Linked DNA regions of Homo sapiens: region 1 is linked to region 2. Evidence: chromatin loops called from intact Hi-C (ENCODE). Cell type or tissue: tibial artery. All regions are shown on one strand. Each heading gives the region's core, and the rest is flanking DNA. Links, peaks and the distances in the headings are about the cores only. Region 1 has its middle 310 kb from the start of LINC01753. Region 2 has its middle 360 kb from the start of MIR4422.

What was found. A loop is a pair of places that touch in the nucleus more often than their neighbours do. Peaks named below come from ENCODE experiments on the same cell type or tissue, not always from the same donor. Only the 100,000 strongest peaks of a DNase experiment are listed, where the experiment ranks them.
Region 1: it touches region 2 in a loop (2.2-fold over the local background); 6 of 110 quality-filtered maps call a loop at or near these places.

Annotation. Positions count from the first base shown.
Region 1 is chr1:55,633,515-55,636,432 of GRCh38, forward strand. No RefSeq gene overlaps it. Among named protein-coding and RNA genes, the nearest start is that of LINC01753, 310 kb to the right of the region's middle. In tibial artery, for the core only: no CTCF peak of the experiment used is centred there; no DNase peak of the experiment used is centred there; H3K27ac peaks cover 2,500 bases.
Region 2 is chr1:55,583,394-55,586,311 of GRCh38, forward strand. No RefSeq gene overlaps it. Among named protein-coding and RNA genes, the nearest start is that of MIR4422, 360 kb to the left of the region's middle. In tibial artery, for the core only: a CTCF peak has its summit at 1,374; no DNase peak of the experiment used is centred there; H3K27ac peaks cover 2,500 bases.

The DNA of each region.
Region 1 (2,918 bases), core at 95-2,594, 50 kb after region 2:
AGTCCATTTCGGGTCTCCTACTTTGAGCATAGTGTTCTTCTGCCTGGAATGCTCTGTCTCTTCATCTTCTTCCTCCTCAATCCTCTTCAGGTAGTCAGTTTAGTATGACTCTTCAAAATTCTGTTTGTGTCTCCTTCTCCTGGAAGCTTTCCAGGATTGCCCCAGCCTGGGATAAATTCTATTATTCCTTACTCTCACTGCATTCTGTTGCATCATTATGTAAGGACATATATCACATTATATTTTAATAGTTGATTTAGAGGTTTTATCTTCCCACGGAGTATAAACTCTTAGAAACTAAAGAAAAATGCTGTCAAAGTGCCTAGGTAGTGTCTCTCACAGAGTAGGTCCTAGGTAAATATGCTAGTCAAATTAACAAGTCAAAGAGGAGTTGAAGGGAGTCCAGATGTTGTGTAAAATGCAAGAATGGGGCTGGGGAGAGGCCAGGCTGACCATGGAGTGTTGGGCAGATGGGAAGGCACACTGTTGAGCCGGGGGTCATCTTGGGTGCTATTTACCTAATGGCGGCTCTTAGGAAAGACAATGACTAGAGCCATTAGGTCTGATGGCTGATCGCTGGGCCAGGATCCTAAGAAGTGAGAAATAATGGAATAATGGCAACTTTATATCCTGAAGGGAAGTATAAATACTGGATAGAAAAGGAACTCACCTAAGGGGAGCAAGTGGGTGCATAAAGTTGATCTTGGATACAGATTGGTGGTGAGCGAGGAATAATAGACTGAGCCAAGTCCAAGGCAGGGTCTTTCAAATGGTCTTCTGGTGTGAGCTCAGGGAATTACGTGAAGTTCCAAGGGAGATGGGGGCTGTGGGGACCTGAAAGATGAAATCAAGGTAAAGAGCAGAGCCACTAGAGATGCTATTGGGTACCACAAGTGTCTGGAGTTTCATACACTTGAGAGGAGGGTACTTTTCCTACATTAGAGGCTTGTATACAGTGACTGTTGGAGTGAAAGGGTGACCTGCTCCTAACAGCCATCTTAAAATGGCATATTCACCATGGCAAGACAATCCAAATTCCTTGTAAGATTCAGCACACAGGTGCTAGTCTCTACTTAGTTCTGAACCAGTTCCTTGACCTGTATTTATACCTGGTTCCATGTTGCTCCTAACCCTGTTGGTCTCCGACCTTTGTGAGGTTCTTCTGTTTATCCAGCCTGCCTCACTTGTTTGACTTGACACTGCACTGCTCCTTCTTGGCTCTGATCCCAGGCCCTTGGCAGTAACTCTGGTTGTCTACTCTACTGGGCCTCTTCTTACCTCTACCAAACCTCCTTGCCAGTACACCCCAATCTCACTACACCCTTTCCTTTGGCTTTATTCTTTCTTCCCAACAGACTTCCCCAGCCCTCTAAGTGAAAACCAGAGATGGATTAATGGCCTCATGTCAACACAGATAATGTTATGACAGCCTATAACCTGTTCTTTGAGCATTAAACCTCTTATGAAACTTCTGCTGAAGGAGAGGGCATGACTGGCCATGCTTATGTCCTATGCCCTGCCCTTCTGGCCATCTATTGAAGTATGGATGGGCACCTGCCTCAAAGGCAGATTATGCATAGGAGGAGACTTAGGAAACCAGATTGTCCTTGAGAGAAACTTAAAAGATAAAGTGAAACACTGGTGAGTGGTGACTAAGCAGAGAAAACTGGAGGGCAGAGAGGGTTGGGAGATTCTAACAGGTTCACGTAGAAGTAGACGCCCCATGGCTGTATCTGTCCCTGTTGATGTTCTGTGAAGTCCCACTGTGTTTTGATTCTATGCAGCGCTTAGGTACCCCTTTATTACCACGACAGTTTTTGTTTTGTTTTCTTTTAGCTAGTTTGAGTATTGTCATTGCAGCCAAAGAGCTGTGACTGTTTATGAGAACGTGGAATGGAGTGGAGGGCTATCAGTCTGGGGTAGAGGGGGAGGTCTGGAGCATCAGAAATGAAGTGTAATGGAAATCTGAGTTGCACGGGGTGAGTTTTGGTAGAGGCCAGGTGTCAAGAATAGGTGAAGAGGAGGACAGCTGTGGTCTTTTGGACCATACCAGCCACCATCAGGAATACCCTGATTAGAGAAGAAGGACTTGGATGGGACTTCCAGGCAGGGGATTGAATCATTTCTGGGACCCCTCTCCTCAGGCTAGCATGGCCTGAGTACACACTCAATAAATATTTGTATTTACTATGACAGGCACTGAGATAAGAATCTTACATGCATTAATTTATTTAATTCTTAGAGTCTTTTGAAGGGTGTCTTACTATAATTTCCATTTTACAGATGATGAAACTGAAGTTTAGGGAGGATAAGCTAGCTACCTGCTCCAAATCACATAGCAAATGTGGTAGAGCCGGGATCTGAAAGCAGGTCTAAATGTGCCAAAGCCCATGCTTTTTAGCATTACTTTATGCTTGCTTTACACAAGGATCACAGTGTGCTTTGTTTTAAGCCCAATGCCTCTCCTGCTTTCAAATGACTGTGTTAAAAAATCACATAGTTTCCCATGCCCTGCTCCTCCTTCTATAGCCAGGTCATGCTGGATCCTGGAGGTGCCTGTTGACTGCTCTCAATAAATGCTGCCAAGAGGCATTACCAAAATGTGAAATGATTTTCATTTGGAGAGGAAAAAACGTGAGTAATAAGAAGTAGATTCCAAAAGCAACAAGCACTGGACTATTTTTTTTCTTCAAGAAATGTTAAACTTGAAAAGGCAAGGCTATTAAATGGCTTGCTTGAAGATCAGACTATTTTTCAAACTTTCAAACTTTAAAAGATGAGACTAGTATTTACATATGAGGTTCCACACAGTCTCTATCATCCTTGGAAGACCAAATGATAGAAACTTCACTATAAGGAGGAACCAAGATGCATTTTCTTGGTTCCAACAACACTTTAGTTTCTGCAGTCACCAGCTT
Region 2 (2,918 bases), core at 154-2,653:
TCCAGAATCTAAGTTTGGGCCAGCAGGTTATTTGAAACTAGCTCTGGGTGTCTTAGAAATACATGGGGAGGAAGAACAAAACGTTTGTCTTCTTTGAGCTTTTGATGGGAAGGCCTTTGAGCCTCTTCCTTTTCTTTTCCTTCCCTGCACCCCCAGGCTCCTTTAGAAAAAAAGGTTTATTGTGAGCTCATAGAATCATAAAATTTTGGACCTGGTTCCTGGTGGGAGGACCTTGGGTTCATTGAATCCAATCCTTCCATGGTACAGCAAAGGAAATGTGGGTCCAGAGTAGGAAGGATGTGTACCTGAGGTAGCACAGCCTTGTCATGTTGGGAGACAACTCGTTTCCTGCTTCTTAGTGAAGATCCTTCAGTCAACTAAGAAGTGGGTCCAAACTCTCCTCTCACCCTTAGGATAACTCTCCAGGCATATAGGATTTCTTGGACCTTCATATTGAGTTTCTTAGGGAGACAGAGCAGTGAGCCATCTGAGGCTTTGTGTTCTCTGCTGCTCCCGTTGTCTGAGTCCTGTGGCCGCTGAGCCCTGCTGCCACTCTTCCCGTCCCAGACTCAGTTACTGCCACCAGGGCTTGGACTGAGGTGAAGCAAGAAAGGAAGCCATCTGCCTGGGCAATTACAGGAACTTGAGAAGAAGGCTTCCTTAAATTTTCACCCTAGGCCCTTCACTTGCCTCACCCTGATGCCAGCCTTGACCTCTTCTGGCATTCCGCAAACGTGTCATGCCCTCTCCCACCTCAGGACTTTTGTGTTTGCTGCTTCTTTTTGGCCTGGAACATTCCATCCCTGAGAGCTGTGTGGCACCCTCACTGCCTTCTGTCTGGGCTCTAAGATCACCTTGGAGGGAACTTCCCTGAGGTGGGGTGGCTGTGTCTTCTGTTTATCCCTCACCCAGTTTTATTTTTCACCCCAGCACTCAACAACTCCTGACACGTTTGTTTACTTCTTGCCTTGACCCTCCATGTGGTATGAATGACGGCCCCTGAAAGTGGCAGAGTGGGGGCAACCCTCAATACATATTGGTTGACTAAAGGATGGAAAGGCTGAGCAGGGGTCACCTGTCTTGCCTCCTCCTTCAAGATGTGACTTTCCATTCCATGGAGTCACTCTGGCTAATTCTTTGGTTTCATTGTCTCCTTAAAAATCTCTCCAAAATATTCAGGCTGAAAGTGCTTTGATGTACCAAGTTTATAGTACACACTCAGACCTTTTTTTAAAAAAATTCACTTTCATCTAACTTTTTGTATTAAAAAATCCTATAATCCCATAACCCACCACCTAGAGGCAGCGTGTTCATTGAGGTTGTTTGCTGTACTTCACATGTGTTTATTAAGACTGCAGTGAAATGGCTGTAAGTGGTAGCTGCTTGTCTGGCAGAGGAAGAGCATCCCTCTGGCCCCATCAGGGATGCTCTGGCACAACAGGTAGGATCTTCATCATTGCCCTCCCCATTCAAAGCCACCATGGCCCCCTTTGCCTGAAGACTGAGGTCTCAGCTCCTCCTCCACAGGGCTCTTGAAGTTCTGCCACACTGGGCTCAACCCCTTCCCAGTGCTCCCTCCCTTTTGCACCCTTAGAAACCTTTGCTCCAGCCAGACTTGTCTCCTCATTATCCTTCCAATATCTGCGTCTGCAGCTTTCTCCCTTAGAAACCTCATTATTTCCACAGCTTCAATTCCCCCACCCCCACCCCATTCTTTGTTTCCAGACCTCAGCTACAGCTCAAATTTCAAATTGCCTGTTGGCATCTCTTTCTGTGAGCCCTGCCAGCAACTCAAACTCAGCATGGCCAGAGCCTGCCTTTATTTTCTCTCCCCAAATTGTCCTCCTCTTTCCTCCCCACATTTCTATTAGGAGTCCCATCATTCTCACTGACACCCAAGTTGGAAATTTCAGAGTCTGATTAGCTTTTCTTTTTCTTTTGCCACCACATCTAGTGAGTCACCACATTCTATCAGTTCATCCTAATGATAGCTGTGGGTATGTTATTAGTCCATTTTCATACTGCTATTAAGAAATACCTGAGACTGGGTAATTTATAAGGAAAAATAAGTTTAATCGACTCAGAGTTCCACATGGCTGGGGAGGCCTGACAATCATGGTGGAAGGTGAAGGAGGAGCAAATGTACGTCTTACATGGTGGCAGGCAAGAGAACATGCATAGTGGAACTGCCCTTTATAAAATCATCAGATCTCTTGAGACTTAATCATTATCACAAGAACAGCAAGGGCAAAACCTGTCCCCGTGTTTCAATTACCTCCCACTGGGCCTCTCTCACAACATGTGGGGATTATGGGAGCTACAGTTCAAGATGAGATTTGGGTGAGAACACAGCCAAACTATATCAGGTATATTGACTAATCACAGACCCACTATGTGTCAAGTAGCATAGTAAGTCCTCACCTAATGTCATCCATAGTTTCTTTTTTTTTCTCTCTCTTTTTTTATTATAAGTTCTAGGGTACATGTGTAGAACGTGCAGTTTTGTTACATAGGTATGCACGTGCCATGGTGGTTTGCTGCACCCATCAACCTGTCACCTACATTAGGTATTTCTCCTAATGTTAACCCTCCCCTAGCCTCTCCACTCCCAAACAGGCCCTGGTGTGTGATGTTCCCTTCCCTATGTCCATGTGTTCTCATTGTTCAGATCCCACTTATAAGAGAACATGTGGTGTTTGGTTTTCTGTTCTTGTGATAGTTTGCTGAGAATGATGGTTTCCAGCTTCATCCATGTCCCTACAAAGGACATGAACTCATCCTTTTTGTGGCTGCATAGGATTCCATGTGACTGTGAAACAAAGTATAAAAACCAATTATTTTTCTTATCAAGATTATAAGGAAAGAAAGGTGAATGTGAGACATTATTCAAGGACCTGCTGTTTTGCTTCAAGTCACAG